Regions from separate parts of the Homo sapiens genome. Here region 1 is linked to region 2. Evidence: read pairs that join two places in POLR2A ChIA-PET (ENCODE). Cell type or tissue: A673. All regions are shown on one strand.

Region 1 (8,000 bases), 200 kb after region 2:
AAGATCAAGACCATCCTGGCTAACATGGTGAAACCCCATCTCTATTAAAAAAATACAAAAAAAATTAGCCAGGCGTGGTGGTGGGCGCGTGTGGTCCCAGCTACTTGGGAGGCTGAGGCAGAATGGCATGAACTCGGGAGGCAGAGCTTGCAGTGAGCCTAGATCGCACCACTGCACTCCAGCCTGGGAGACAGAGCAAGACTCCGTCTCAAAAAAAAAAAAAAAAAAAAAAAAAAAAAGGGGCATGGAGGGGTGAAGGGGCCGGAAGGAGGTGAGGGTCTGCTGAGGCAGCTGCTCTCCCAAGGAGCCCCTGGGGACGACGGGGGTTGCATGCAGAGTGGGTGTTTAATGTCTTAAGTGGCTGCAACATAGTGGTTCTTGTCACAGCATATTAGGGAAGGGTGTCCACGAGCTGAGACGGGGTGCTGGGTGCCACCTTTACTGTGCCGAGCAGAGCAGAGCCCTGGGGGGCCAGTGGGCTCAGGGATCCCCAATGTGTCTTCCACAAATTGCTTAGAAGCCTTCCCGAGTGACACACACTGAGGGTTTTTCAAGCTCTTCAGAGCTCTGGTTTTATATTGTATGTGTAACGCCCTGCCCCACTGGGCCCACAACCCTCATTCAGCAGCTGCATCTGAAAGGTTCATGGGTGTTCACTTTTCTCTCCAATATGCTGTTCACACAGAATCACCTCTCCAATCCATTTCTGTCCCTTAGACCTCTCCACCAATGCCCCATTCCACTGTGGTAGCAGCCGTGGGAGCTGGGCCCAGGAGACTTGTCTCTGTCTCCTAGGAGAGCAGCGGTGACGATTATGGCTGCTAGATCCTTACAAATCACCAAAAAGGTAGCCTCTTTCCTTTTCATTTCTTTCCCTCCCTTCCTCCCCCCTCCCTCCCTCCCTCCTTCCTTCCTTTCCTTTCCTTTCCTTCCTTTCCTTTCTCCCTCCCTCCCTCTCTTCCTTCATTCCTTCTTCCCATGTGTCCTTAGGGGACAGTAGCATGTATGAGTCTTTGATCCAATGCATTACTGAATCCTGGAGGATGTCACCCATGCTCACGGAGTATTGCCTTTGATCTGGCACTTTAGCTATGTCTTCAGCATACCATTCCAATGCTCATTCAGGTTGGCAGCTTCTAGGTGATGCATTATGCGCTACCATTAATGAATCCCATGGTCTTGGGTTCTCTCCCACTCCTCCTTTGCTGTGAAGTTGATCCTCTGGTCTAAGGTGATATATGGAATCTCACGCTAGCGGATCAAACACTCTCTGAGCCTTTGGATGGTGGTGCTAGTTGAGACTCTATGGTTAGGAAAGGGAAACCCATACCCTCCATATGTGCCTATTCCTGTAAGAACAAACTACTGGGCCTTCCAGGACGGAAAAGCCCCATTTTGCCAACTTGCCATCAAGTAGCTGGTTTTCTTGAGGAATGGGTGCCATATTGGGGACTCAGTGTTGGTCTCTGTTGCAGGTAGTTTGGGCCTTGAAGCAGCAGACAAATTATCTTGATTGAGACTCCATGCTGTTGGCCCATACAAGAAGAGCCTCCATCTCTGCCACTTTGTTCATGTTGCCATCATGCCAACACTGGCGAGCCTGGCTGGCTGAAGTTGGTGGGCTGAGTCACCCGACTGCCTGGCTGTTTAGTTGTCAATGGTGGATGCTCTTTGGTGGTTGTTAACATGTGATACAAAGATTTGCCCGCTCCCTTAGGTCCATTCATGTGCCTCTGCCCCAGCCTCCTTATCCCTGATCTGTTTTTTCTGACCATCTGGGCCAGGCCATTTTCCACTATATATTCTAACCTTAGATCACTTCTCTTTCCCACACTAAGTGGGTGACCAGGTGCACTACTCAAAGCTCTGATCATTAGGAAGCTTTTCCTTCACTACTGTCTTTCAAGACTACCCTTGTGAGGCTGCAGTGTAGCTACCATCTGATTTCAGCTTGCATCCGTATGTGGAGCTGACCCATCCATGAAACAAGCTCAGGCTTTCCCCTCCTCTTTCAACTGGTCTTATAGGATCCCCCGTACAGCCACAGGTGTGCTCTGAAAGGGGAGCTGTGGTACAATGTAGCAGATGACAGGGGGTCTGGGTTTTCTGCTCATGCAGCCTGCTTGTGTCCTCTGACCCCACTTGTGCTCATTTCTGGAGGTACCACATCCATCTTACAATGGATTGTTGCTGGGGCCATCTGACTTATTGGGCTTGATAGGACACAGTACTTTTTGGACAGTTCTAGCCACATTGTCCATGGTGACCATGGTCAGACACTCTTTCTCCTCTACCAGGGCTCGCTAGCAGGGTAGGAGTTGTTTTTCAAAGGTATGCAATTCTTCACTGAAGATGGCGGGGTCTTTCTCTAGAGCCTCAGCGGCTTGCATTCTGATACCCACTGGGGCTTGCCACAAACTCTGCACAATATCTTTTCCCACCACTGATACTGCCATAGAGTCTGTCAGATCATACAGCCTAAGCCACAGGATTGCTTGCTTGATACCCTGGGCTGGTTGCAGAGCCCTTTCCTGCTCTGGGACCCACTCAAAAATGGCAGTCTGTCATGTCACCTGATATGAGTTGTAGTAGTATCCCCAGGTGCAGAATATGCTGACTTAAGAAACTGAGGCTTCCAGGCACTCTGCTTTCTTCTTCCTTAGGAGGTACAAGGTGCGATAATTTGTCTTTTACTTTGGAGAAGATGTCTACGGCTACTGGACTTGATTACTGAACTCCTGAAAATATTACAGATGTAGCAGGCTCCTGAATCTACTCAGGATAATCTCCAACCCTCGGGGAAACACATATCTTACCAAGGTCTGCAGTGTGCTAGCCACTTCTTGCTCATCCAGCCCAATCAACATGGTGGCATTGTTGTAATGGATCAATGTGATGTTCTGTGGATGTCCAGCTGGTCCACACTTCTTTGGACTTAGCATGGCCTTGGAGCAAAACTGTTAATGTGTATTATCATTTCCATGAAAATGTGAACTGTTTCTGATTCTGACTGGAAGAGAAAAGAATGCCTGCACTAAATCAACAGCTGTATACCCATATACTTAAGGCAGTATAGATCTGGTCTAATGAAGATACATCTGGCAGCATGCAATTGGGATTATACTTGATTGAGCTTGTGATGGTCTACAATGACCCTCCCTAACCCATCCAGTTTCTTCAGGGGCCCAAGTGGTCAATTAAACAAGAGTGGAGAGAAGAGGCATAGGATGTGGCAATAGTCTATATTCCTCTGTCTCCCCACAATATGGTCTCCCTCCCTCCTTTCCTCTCCTTTCCTTCCCTTCCTCCATTGTCTCCCATAGAAATTCTGGAATTTTAACTTTGTTCAACATGGGCCATCACTTTTTCCAGCTTTCTAGAAGCCATGCTAGCAGCAAGTTTACACCAACACCTGGGATACTTATGCTAGGGAGTTAAATTCTGTATCTTAGAAAAACCCTTTCAAGTCAAAAATTGTCCTCTCTTCTACCTTATGTTCTGGTCCCCCTCTTCAAGTGCTCTCAGAATCTCCTCCAGCTCCTGTCAGTCCATGCTGACTACATCTTACAGTTCAGTATAGTCCCTATTCTCCCTTAGCAAGCCCAGCATGTCCCCAGCTGAGTCATAGAGGACTCTGAAAGGTGCATACATTGTCTTGCACAAGAAGGGCCAGTGTAATATTGGGAATGGAGAGTGCTAGCAAGGAATGGGGGAGGCATATGTATAGGTTCAGAATGTTCTGAGGGGTTCAGGAAGTAAAAGTCTTTGGGGGGGATCCAAGCAGATATTGCCATCTCATGTGTTAGGTTTTCCCAATTGGGTCCTTGACCTTACATATCAGACCTGCCTTGGTTGGGTGTTTTAACTGTCTGAAATTCTGCCACTCTATTAAGCCCTGGGCTTAGTCCTCACTTTCTCTTCCCTTCCACTGCAGATGAGAGATTCTCTGTATGCAACTAGTGGTCCTCGGGCTTCCACATCTGGCTTCCAGTTGCCTGGTACTTGCTCTCTGATGTTCATTATCCTTCTTGAGGCATCAGTGGCACTTAGCAATAGCCATCCACCCTCATTGCCCCATAGTTACTGTCTCCTCCCTATATCTCAAATGCCTGACACACTGCAAGTGCTTGCCTTACTGCAGTACACCATCCTCTCACTGGTGAAAGTTTTAACAACCGGAAGGAAGGGGAGGGGAGGGGAGGGAAAATAAGCGCTTAGGGAAAGAGGGTGGCTGCTTCAAGGGAGAGGCATCCTGTGAAAAGCAGCCAATAGGGAGTTGTTTGTTGTTACTGTTTAATTTTTTACAAAATGCTAGATTTGTCTTCCATGGAGGGACAGAGGACAAATTTCCAAAAAGCCGTAGTCAGTGCGACCCAGGCTTTTAGAGAAACCTATATTTATGCATTTGTGGGAGGGAGGGGGATGTTCTTTGATTTTCTTTAAAATGGTTATATTCAGACTCAAGCAGGCATAACTTTAGAAAGAAGCAGTAATTCGGCCGGGCGCAGTGGCTCACACCTGTAATCTCAGCACTTTGGGAGGCCGAGGTGGGCGGATCACGAGGTCAGGAGATTGAGACCATCCTGGCTTAACACGGTGAAACCCCATCTCTACTAAAAATACAAAAAAATTAGCCGGGCGTGGTGGCGGGCACCTGTAGTCCCAGCTACTTCGGAGGCTGAGGCAGGAGAATTGTGTGAACCTGGGAGGCAGAGCCTGCAGTGAGCCGAGACTCCGTTTCAAAAAAAAAAAAAAAAAAAAAAAAAAAAAAAGGGAGTAATTCACAAGGCACTTCCTAGTCTTGTCTGCCAAGCAGGAAAAAAAAAAAAAAAAAAATTCCCCCTTCCTTCTTTTTTCAAGGGAGAGAGTATGTGGGCTACGGAGCTAGTTAGATTTGGGTCCTCCTCCAGGTTCAGTAATTGTTGGTGTCCAGAGCCAGTTACTTTTCTCCTCTATACACGGGATGGGCACCACACGACATGCACTAATGTGAGATGTGTCTCCCCTGCAGCAGCCAGGAAGGGTCAGCTGTGATTACACTGACCCTGGGATAAAACAAAGTCCACAGAATGAAGAAGCACCTGCTATTGCAGTACTGGTGAGGGCAGCATTGGAATCAAGTTTTCAAACAACCTGACTTCACACAAGGATCAAAGTGAGGAGCCTGGCAAGTCCACCAGTGATGAAGCACCAGTTAGAGGCAGCAGTTGATCAAAAAAGCTGATAACCTCCTAAATTTACTCAGCAGCTCATCTACTGATAGACTCCTGAAGTTACCTTTCAGTTTAACAAATATTCCTTAGGCCCCAACTATTTACCAGGCATTAAAACATTTAGTCAATATGATTTTGTGTGACCTCCTGCTGACAGTGGAGCACCTTTGGAAAAAGGATGTCTCCTTTCCTCTGAACTGTGTTCCTATTAGGGTTGCAGGCTGGTTAAGACTAGGGCATTGCCACAGAAGGAAACCAGGCTATGTCCTCATGGACGGTCAATAGCTAGCAGCAGGCACACATCCAGCCCGGCAAGTCTTTTGACCACGGCTGCCTAGGGAGGGGCTAAAATTTCCTACGGTATCTATGAAAGTGTAGAAAAAAAGTTTAAATCCAACAGTCGACAGGAATAATATTTGAAGAACTGATGTTTCTAAATTATCTTGTGTATTTCCTTGCCAAAGGGATACAAAAGCCCTGATTAACTGAACTTTAAAAACTGTATTGGCCCATCTAGTCAGAAGACAGGCTTTGAGTAACCACAAATAAGCAAATTTGTTTACTTCAACCACACAACATAAAATATTGTGATATTTAGAATACATGATAATTTGAAATTTAGTAAAAGGGGAGAGGGTTTGGGAATTAGTATTAATATGCTTCTCCTTGGTTCTCTTCTGTTACCTGCCTGTTCTCTTGAGTTACTTGGTTTTCTCCTTAACCTAGAAACTGACCATAAGGAAGCAGAGTAGCATAGTACATGTATCGCCAAATATCATACCTTGACTTTGATTATTCACATAGGTAGAATGGAAGCCATAGGTGTGCTCTAGGTAGAGCAAGGCAGAATACTATTACTATCATTCCCATTCAGCTAAGCAATTAATATAAAATTTATTTAAATAAGGGGAAATTTTCATTTTATAAAGGTAAGCATTGGTTGAACTTTGGTGCTAATATGTTAATCAGTGACAAAGTGAGTGAATGATAAAATAGATTATAAGAACAGTTTTTGGCAATAGAAGATTCTGAAGAAACAACTCTTGACAGATCTGATACTTTTTAAAGGAAAAAAACAGAATAAGAGACTTTAATATCTGCTTGGGAAGGGGTGAAGAGTAATCTCTAACTTGAGATAGAAAATTCAGATTACCCTGAGGCAGTGATACCTAGTAAGAGGACGGTCTAGCTTTTCTGGCAGTGGTTTCAGATAAGTATGTAGTTTAGAAATAATTTTATCACCTTTCCCTTCTTGTCTCCATAAAACTAACGATAATAAAACCAACTTCAACTAAAAGTATTAAAGTAATGCCTAGCATATGATAGGATTAACACATACTCAATAAACACATATTAATTTTTAAGAATACAGGAACTCCACAATTCTTCTAAGGGAAAAGGTGGGACACTAGAAAAAGAAGTCAATCAAAAAGTATAAGCCAGGCATGGTGGTGCATGCCTGTACTCCCAGCTATTTGGGGATCACTTGTGCCCAGGAGTTTGAGGCCAGCCTGGGCAACATAGAAAAAGACCCCATCTCTTAAGAAATAAAGTATAAAATAGGTCATTATTCCCATAACCTTAAAAAATATCGACTAAAAGTTATCCATATAAAGATGCAGGTCACTAAAACTCTAAGGATTCTTCTGGATATGTCTAGGATGGATACAAGACAGAGTGGCTTCCTAGAACCACCGGGGATTGTGGACTGCTGCTCTAGTGAGGTCTTTGTCTCTTCAACAAACTGAGATGACTCATTAATCTACATATTTCTGAGATGCTACATATTTGGAAAAATATAAAATACTATAGGCATACAAATGTTGAGTATGTATTATCAAATTGTAAAAGTGGTGTTGAGTATCTAGTGATTCTTATATATTCATATCCTATCTTTGACTTTGGCCTGGAAACTCCATATTATCATATTCTGATTTAGCCTACACAGAAATATAGTAATAACAGAGTTTGTGGCACCAAAGTAAGATGAAAGGCTTTGATGCTTTAGTCAATAAATTATTTTTCCCTTTGCATTGTGGGTATATTCATCTTAGGGTCAGTTAATTTTGTAATCTTTCCTAGATATATATAAGGAATAATAATTAGTCCAGGAATTCTGCAGAAAAGTCCTATGTTCCCTCACAGGGCATGGGTATGCAGTGATAGCAGTGTCCACCTCTCCAAAATGTAATTGGACACATCATTTCACCTCATATTTGTAATATTTGAGATTCTTTGTGCGAGTAAAAGAAAGATTTGTTACAACAATCCCATTGCTTTAGAGTCACACCTCACATATTACCTGAAGATAAAAGCCATTTAAACTTCTTTTAACTTAGTAGGATAGTTTAAAAATTTCACCACTGTAGTCTGTTTGCCCTAACCCCATATGAAAATTAGTCCTAAGGGGAACTATGTTCAGGAATTCAAGAAACCAAGAGAGAAAAACAGTCACACAAACCATTCACCAGTGACAAAGGAGTCAGCAAACTGTTGGAAAACAGAGAGAAATTGTAATAATGAAAAAAGGACAGAGTTTAGTGACCAATCACTTATTTTCTTTAAAAACACATAACCACATTAACTTTTTGCTTTATACAACCATCTAGAAACTATAAAACAGTACCACATTGTGCATTTAACCTACTTATCAAGAAGGGAACTTCATAAGTCATAAGAATTCTACCCATATAGGAAGGAAAAAGGAGACAGCTAATAGCATAGTCACAGATACAACATGAGTCCAAGCAAGCATCAATTCTTCGACATCACCTTTTCCATTTACCA
Region 2 (8,000 bases):
TAACCCTGGATTGTAATGATCCATTTTTCATCCCTCTTCCCTCTAGATATCAACTTCCTTACTCATCTTTGTACCCAGTGCCTGACACAAAGTAGACAATAAATGATGGCTAAATGAAAGGCTGACTGGCAGGCAGAGGAGTTCATAGAGAATATGGGAAGTTATTAGAGGCTTTTGAGTCAGAGACTGATAACATCACCAAAACTGTACTGTCAGATGAGTAATCCATTAGTTATAAGGTAGGGCTGGGGTGGGGGTGAGGGGGGCTTTGACGCGAAATGGAGAACAGACTAAGAAGTGTTTGAAGAACGAAGATGGTATCAGTGGGAACTAGAAAGCAGGAATAGAAGTGAACTACATTGTGAAGATAATGCTGTGAGCTTAACGAGTGTTTAGATGTGTTGGTAAGAGGTATGGGGGATGGGGGGTGGAGGTAGGGGGTAAGGCCAAGATTTGCAACCCTGGTACCTGAGAAGAAATGCGAGTGGAAGAATCAGACAAGTCAGGAGAAGGCACTAAATGCAGATAGCAGTGGGGCGAGGGAATCTGTGAGACGAGATATCTGTTTGTTTTTAGAAATAGCTTCACTAATTAGGACAGAGAGCAAACAGACTGGAGGAATTTTGAGCCCTGGGTTGAGTTTTGTCTCTGGGTGGTCTAGGCATGCAAAGACTAACAAGTTAGAGCCTCACCTTATCTTTTCAGCAAACTGTGACAAAGGTCCAGTAATGATGCCGGTTTGTAAATCACTTTCACACCTTTAGCATGAAAGGATCCCACTACCAAGTGGAGCTATTAATTCTTTTGCATTCCCCCCACCCCCACGTTCCAGAGGAGTTTGCTGGGGGATGATGCTGTTTTTCCATCTGAACGGGGCTATGTTTTATCAAATACACTGCAGTTCTCAGTCCATTACCTTTTTCTCCTCACATTCTTCCTGTTTTCTGACTCTGAATTTATTTTAATCTCGTGTTTCTCGTTAAATCATCACAGACATCTGTCTCTCTTGCCTTCCCTATCCGTCCACTCCACTCTCCTCTCTTACTCTTAACATTCTTCTCTTGATCTTCTTGTCAGTTGCCTTAAGAGACCTCAAACTGCTTGGCTTCTCTCCCTCCTCTCTCGGTATCCGGAGCCTCTTTTTTGGACATGTCTCAACCTGTTTTCAGTCTCAGACTAATCCTCCATAACACTGAAAATGACAGATGAGGTCAGACTTGGTGGGGAGGGAAGGAAGAGAAAATTTTTACCCAGGAAACCATGCTCATTCATAACTGGCTTTCCAAATGAGAACAGACTACAAGTGCGCGTGTGCACGTGTGTGCATGTGTGTTTTCTGCTGGCAAGAATGACAAATCCTGCTTTCCTCATAGCACATGTTTCCATTCCAATATGTTTTAAACTCCTAATCTATAAAGGGGATGAAGCATCAGAAATCTCTATCTTTAGATTAGTAGCTGGCAGCACTAGGGTTTCAGGAGTGATCCTTTTATTCTCCAGGATCCCTTAGCAGTTTGTTACCTTGCCAACTGGTATGCTGGAGTTTCAGCTGCAAGGTTCTTCGTGAGCTGGGATTGAGGAGGGGAATGCAGACTGCTGATACTAACAAGGTCCCTGGAGTGATTTATTAGTGTCTCTTGTCTCCTTTTATTTGACCGGAGAAGAAAAAGAAAGGGTTTATTCCTCCTGATAAGAGACTCATATTTAGGAGTTTATGTATTCAAATCCCATTCACCGTCACTCTAGCTGTTTTCTGCACCCAATGGTTCTGCCTTAAGACATGTGCAGGCCCTTTCAATTGACCCCAGATCCTTTCTAGCTGCCACCTGGTTCTTTTTTGCCTTTATGCCAAATTTCTTGGGGAAGGAGCTACAGCCAGGGCCCCCACATCTTTCCACTCACTTATAATCTAGTTTTCTCTACCATCTTCTACAGAACCTCTGTCAAAATTCACTAGTTAAAACTTAGCTGAGCATAGAGGCGTGTGCATGTAGTGCCAGCTACTCGGGAGGCTGAGGCAGGAGGATCACTTTGTCCAAGGAGTTCAAGGCTGCAGTAAGCTATGATTGCACCACTGCACTCCAGCCTGGGCAACAAAGACCCTGTCTCTAAAAGAAAAAAAATGTGGCTGGGCACAGTGGCTCACACCTGTAATCCCAGTAGTTTGAAAGTCTGAGGGCAGGAAGATCTTTTGAGGTCAGGAGTTCAAGACCAACCTGGGCAACATGGCGACACTTCATCTCTACAAAAAATATAAACATTAGTTGGCATGGTGGTGCGCTCCTGTAGTCCCAACTACTTTGGGAGGCTGAGGCTGCAGTGAGCTGTGATCGTTCCACTGCACTGTAGCCTGGGAGACACAGCAAGACCCTGTCTCAAATAATAATAATAATTCACTAATGGCAGTCTTAGTTCAAGGACATTTTCTTTGCCCCATCTCCCTTCACAGCAGCCAGACTCTACTCCTACCTCTCTGCAAACTGTTCCTTTTAACAGAGCCCTCTTCCTATTCTAGCCCCTACCTCTAGGCTTCCTCATCACTAGGTCTTAGCTTTCTGCTCTTTTTCCTTCCCTGTAGTTTCTTTATTCTCACAGTTAAGCTGTAAACTTGACCATGCCTCTCTAGGAAGCAGCACGTGAAGAGGCCCAGAAGCCTGCAAATAAGTTACCTAAACTGCAGATAGTTCGTATGGCTGGAGGCAGCATGTGAGAGAAGAAATAACAAGACACAGCTGGACCTTGAGTGACCTAAAGCTGAGAAATTCATGCTTGATTCTGAGATCAGTGGAAATATCTGCTCTTTAAACTTTAATGTGCATATTGATCACCTGGGGATCTTGTTAAACTGTAGATTCAGTAGGTCTGAAGTGGGGCCTGAGATACTCTCCATTTTTCATAAGCTCCCAGATGATACCCATGGTCCCTGGACCATACTTTAAGAAGCAAGCGACTAGCCGACACTTAACATACTATCAAGTTTTGGGGGGGTTCTATGTTGTTTTGCGTCTTAACTGGAATGTAATGGTCGTGAGGGCCAGGGTCCTGTTGTCTGCATCTTTGTATTCCCTATTCATGAGTTTCTTCTGGGTGTTCCTGTCAATGCTTAATTGATGGGATCCAGGAGTGAGTTGTTTATATCTTTTAGCTTTGCTTTACAAACACTAATTTATCTTCTAATCACAATTGTGAGGCAAGTGGATACTTTATTTTAAAACTGTAAATAGAAACCAACAAAGATGAATGACTTTTCAAATCGTGAGTCACATGTTCAGAGTCAAGACCACAGCCCTTTGCCCAGAGAGGTCTCAAGGAATCAGTCCAGGGCTGATTCTAACACTGCCTCTGCTTGGGTCCTCACTTGACCATTCATGATGACCTGCTGCTCACTCTCTGGACCTCATTTAGTCTTTTCTGCCTGGTAAAGTAAGAGACTCCCCGCTTCATCTCCTGAGGGCATTCAGGAGCCTTAGCAAGCTGCCAGCTCCATGTTAGGCAGCCAGATGCCTGATGCTGAGGTGACTGAAAGGTTGGGAAGCAGACAGCTGGGCCAGCCCACGCACCAGAATCGCCCCCACACCGCATCTTTACAGCTGCTCTCTGCAGTGCAGGCTAGGAGCGCCTTTCAAAATGCATTCTGAAGAGGCAGGGGGGTGCGGGGAGAAACCGGCAGGAGCTGTAGAACATAATCACCCAAGCAGAGCATCCCATATACCTCAACTTCAGTTTCTGACACTGAATCTTTGCTTTTAGGGATTTCTCCCATGGCCCTAAAAAGAAAAGTCACTACACAGTCTCTTAAGTAGGTCACACAGAGTGCTAGCTGATAAATGCAGATGCCAAGGCACTTTCACCCTTTTCCAAACCAAAAATAAAACTTGGAAATTGTCTGAAGAAAACAGGAGGTTGTGATGCAGTTTAAGAAAAGCCAAGGAGAAAAAAGTGGGTGGGGTGCTCCTGCCCTAAATTCACTCGGCCCATAGCAGACCTTCTTGAGCAGAACTTGACTGAGTGGCAGTTCCTCCTCCACCTCCCCACATCACTTCACAATCCTGTAGCTCACTTCCCGCTGGTCACCTCTGCTGCACGACCCCAGGGGGTTATGAGGACTCCCCACTCCCACTTTAGTGACTCTGTAAAAAGTCTCTATTAATCAATCAAAGCCTAGAAGGGGGAGATAAGGCAAAGAGGCACTTTTGGATTTCTCCATCTGAGCAGCTCTGTGATTCATTATCTGTTCTAGAAAGCAGCACACGCAGTTCCAGCAAAAAAAAAAAAAAAAAAAAAAAAAAAAAAAAAAAAGTTGGGGTGGGGAGCGGAAATGCCTTGTAGCCCACGTTCGGGCTCCCCTGGCTTTGCCTCTCCTTTCCTGCATCTGGCCACAAGCCAAGTTGGGTTTCAGCTGCTGCTCCTGTTTCTAGGATGTATACTCCCCTACCCACCCCCTGCTATTATGATGGAATTGGCGGTCTGGTGAGACACAGTGAGAGGATGATTTCCAGCTAACACAGCTGTGGCTTGATCTCCAGGGCCCAGAGTCTCTGGAGATTCTTTGCAAGTCTCGTGGTCAGGAAATCCAAATCTCTGCTCCTTCTTAGCAGGCTGTAGCATTCCCACTCACAGTTCTCTCCTTAGCAGTCAGATTCTTCCCGAGGAAAATAATGAACATGAGAGTCCTCAAGAGAGGGTGGAGGGAGGGGAGACAGAGAAAGACCCAGACAGACAGAAATGGAAAGACAAAACAGCTACAGCGCTGAAGGAAGTATCTGTGCCACAGAAGACAGGCAGATCCTGTGACTGGCTAGAAAGAACGAACCAGATGTGGATCAACATAGAGAAAAACTCATGGATGGTATCTTGGATTCTGGAAGAGGATCAAGTGTAGAGAGTACCAAAGGAAATCCTACACTTCAGAGACAACATCAGTGTTTGCACAGAGGGAACAAAATGGTTTTTCTTTTACCTCACAGCATGCAAGTTTCCAACAGCTGCTCTGCCCCGACTTGAGAGGTGGAATGGGTTGAAGAACAAGCAGGTGGGAACACATGGCTTTCCGCACATCCCTGAATTCTAGAAAAACTGAAAGGAGCCTTGTCTTGGCATCTGATAGAACGATTGGGCTGGGGCAACCTTGCAGAGGCCCCATTCATAGGGAAAAAGCAGAGGGCTGGGACCAGGACTGCCTTGGTGCTAAATGGATGGAAAAGGGGCAGCTGTCTCACCATCCTGTAAGTTAGGGATATGGCTTACCACACAGGCCTAGAGGCTTCTTGTGACCAGGTCCCAGAAAACTTTATTACATAAAAAGTAGATTTACTGCAAATATCCCAGATGATAACGGTTTGCCTCTATGTCCCCACCCAAATCTCAAGTTGTAATCCCCAGTGTCAGGGGAGAGAAGTAATTGGATTATGGGGTGGTTCCCCCATGCTGTTCCCATGATAGTTTTATAAATGGTAGTTTTTCCCGCGCTTACACGTGCCCTCACCTGCTGCCATGTAAGACGTGCCCGCTTCCCCTTCCACCATGATTGTAAGTTTCCTGAGGCTTCCCCAGACATGCGAACTGTGAGCCAATTAAATCTCTTTTGTCAGTTACCCAGTCTTGGGTATTTCTTTATAGTGGTGTGAAAACGGACTAATATAATACACCAGGCCAGCTCTATGCCAGTCCCCTAAAAGAATCACCTGCTAGAGATGCTCAGTAGCAGTGCTGGGTACCAGCCCTTCTTCCTGCAGCTTCCAAAAGCTGATAGCCAATACTCTATTTCACCTGCCCATAAGTGGGCAGCATCCGGTGATAGAGGCTGCTGCTGGTCTGGAGAGGAAAGAGGAGAGGCCCTTTCAGGAATGCAGTCCCTGGAGGTTTCTCCTTCCCTGCCTGAAGGATTCCAGAGGTCTGAGATAAACCCCAGGCTGTAGTCCAGCAAAGAGCTTTGGGCTGTATTCCTCTGGGAGACAGCAATTGCTAGAGAGAGATTTTATTTTAAAACCCCCATTCCCACTGCGGGAGGGAGCAGTGGTAGCAGGCATTGGGAAAAACTGTGTTTGAATCAGGAAGGAGGCATTCAGCTAGATGTGCGTATCCTTTCACACTTTCTGCTCTTCCACATTTGTTCCCTATCGTACCCTTAAGAATTATTACTGAAAAACTCCAAGGGCATGTGTTAAGATCACAGTGATTCCTAACATCAACTCTCCTTCTATGTTTTTTCCTCCCAAGGCTTTCCACTGGGTTGAATTTTAAATTTGAACAATGGTTCAAAGGCTGAGAGACAAACTGCTCATTACTGGAAAGAGTGCCAGGAATCCTGGGAAGCAGGCCTCCCTCCCCACCGGAGCACTGCACCTCATAGTAATGGCCTCTTTCATAGTCACGGAAAGGTTGGATCAGCGTTTCTTTTCATTCCTGTCTTTTTTCAGGGACTGCTGGGATAAAAGGAAGTCTAGAAGAATAAAAAATTCACAAACAGGAGAAGAATAAAATATTTAGGGCAAGAGATCAGAAATCCTTTGGTTATTCAGTGAACTGAACTAACTCTACTTTTTTTTAAAAAAGTACAAGGAAATAAATGTCCATCAAATGCCATATCACAGTGGGATTAGCCTGTCGACCCCATCACACAGGATCTGAGGCTAGGTTATCATGCCTAGTAAGTTGCAGTAAGAGAGACTCAGACTAACCCAGTGATAAGATGGAACAGTTTTATAATTATTAATTTCATTCCCAATATTTCTGACATCTTTATTCTGAGAAGCTTTCCACCAAAGTTGTCAAATGACCCATTTCCTCTCACTTCACACTCCCAAATCCAATCAGTGATGAGTAGAAGGAATGGAAAGGTTATTTGGTGCCATAAAGAAAACCCAGTCACCTTGGAGGAGCAATTCAGGCTTTCCATCATTAGTTCCCATCGCCAAGAACAAATGATGGTTTCTAAAAGGGAAGACAGGGTTAAAACAACATGGTTGAGAAGTACATACTAGGCCGGGGGCAGTGGCTCACGCCTGTAATCCCAGCACTTTGGGAGGCCAAGGCAGGTGGATCACCGGAGGTCAGGAGTTTGAGACCAGCCTGGTCAACATGGTGAAACCCCGTCTCTACTAAAAATACAAAAGTTAGCCAGACGTGGTGGTGCATGCCTGTAATCCCAGCACTTTGGGAGGCTGAAGCAGGACAATCGCTTGAACTAGGGAGGCAGAGGTTACAGTGAGCTGAGATCACACCACTGCACTCTAGCCTGGGTGACAGAGCAAGACTCTGTCTCAAAAAAAAAAATACATTACTAACATTTATCCCTTTATTCTCTTTTTTCCCACCACCACACCTGGCTAATTTTTATATTTTTAGTAGAGACAGGGTTTCACCATGTTGGCCAGGCTGGTCTTGAACTCCTGACCTCAGGTGATCCACCTGCCTCGGCCTCCCAAAGTGCTGGGATTACAGGTGTGAGCCACCGCGCCCAGACTTTATTCCCTATTAATGTGATCTTCTTGGAGTACTTGTTGGAAAGCACTTTAAACATCTGGCTTTTACGCAGCAGTCAGAAGGTTTTTTTACACCCCAGAGCTAAGGTTAATTTGATCAAGAGACTAGGTCCCTCCCAGAGTGGTGAAGAAGTGGTTAGGTACTAAAACCATGGCATCGTTTCTAGTCACACTGCATCTGATTTGGTTGTGTGATAGCCCTAGGTTGGCATTGGGAAGGCTCTTGTCCAGAACCTATCAATAAGCATGTTTTAAACATTCCATGCGCAATAATTCAAGCAAAAATAACTTTATGGGCTACTTTTTTCTTTACTCATCCACAGAAAGCATTTGTATGTCAACAAGAACTTTGCTCCTTGCCTGTTTTCACTTCAGCTTACTCCTCCCTGAAAATAGAGTTGTTTGATACAATTGGAAAAATCATCCGGTTGGTGTGAGACATTCACAGCAACAAAACTATGTTGGTAGAACAAAGCTTCCTGACTGCCAAGTGTCCAGAGAAAAAGAGGAATAAAA

The links. ChIA-PET counts read pairs that join two places held together with the same protein. Peaks named below come from ENCODE experiments on the same cell type or tissue, not always from the same donor. Only the 100,000 strongest peaks of a DNase experiment are listed, where the experiment ranks them.
Region 1: POLR2A ChIA-PET joins it to region 2 with 15 read pairs; 7 of 35 experiments call an interaction of 5 or more read pairs at or near these places.

The regions. Positions count from the first base shown.
Region 1 is chr1:180,889,956-180,897,955 of GRCh38, reverse strand. It overlaps XPR1 (xenotropic and polytropic retrovirus receptor 1), which reads right to left. Exons shown (of 15, transcript NM_004736.4): 15 at 7,677-8,000. Among named protein-coding and RNA genes, the nearest start is that of LINC02816, 13 kb to the left of the region's middle. RefSeq lists a silencer at 1-114. In A673, no CTCF peak of the experiment used is centred here; no DNase peak of the experiment used is centred here.
Region 2 is chr1:181,092,923-181,100,922 of GRCh38, reverse strand. No RefSeq gene overlaps it. Among named protein-coding and RNA genes, the nearest start is that of IER5, 8.2 kb to the right of the region's middle. RefSeq lists enhancers at 1,041-1,240, 3,574-4,090. In A673, no CTCF peak of the experiment used is centred here; DNase peaks (open chromatin) are centred at 1,182, 1,572, 4,392 and 5,872; H3K4me3 peaks cover 3,045 bases; H3K27ac peaks cover 6,760 bases.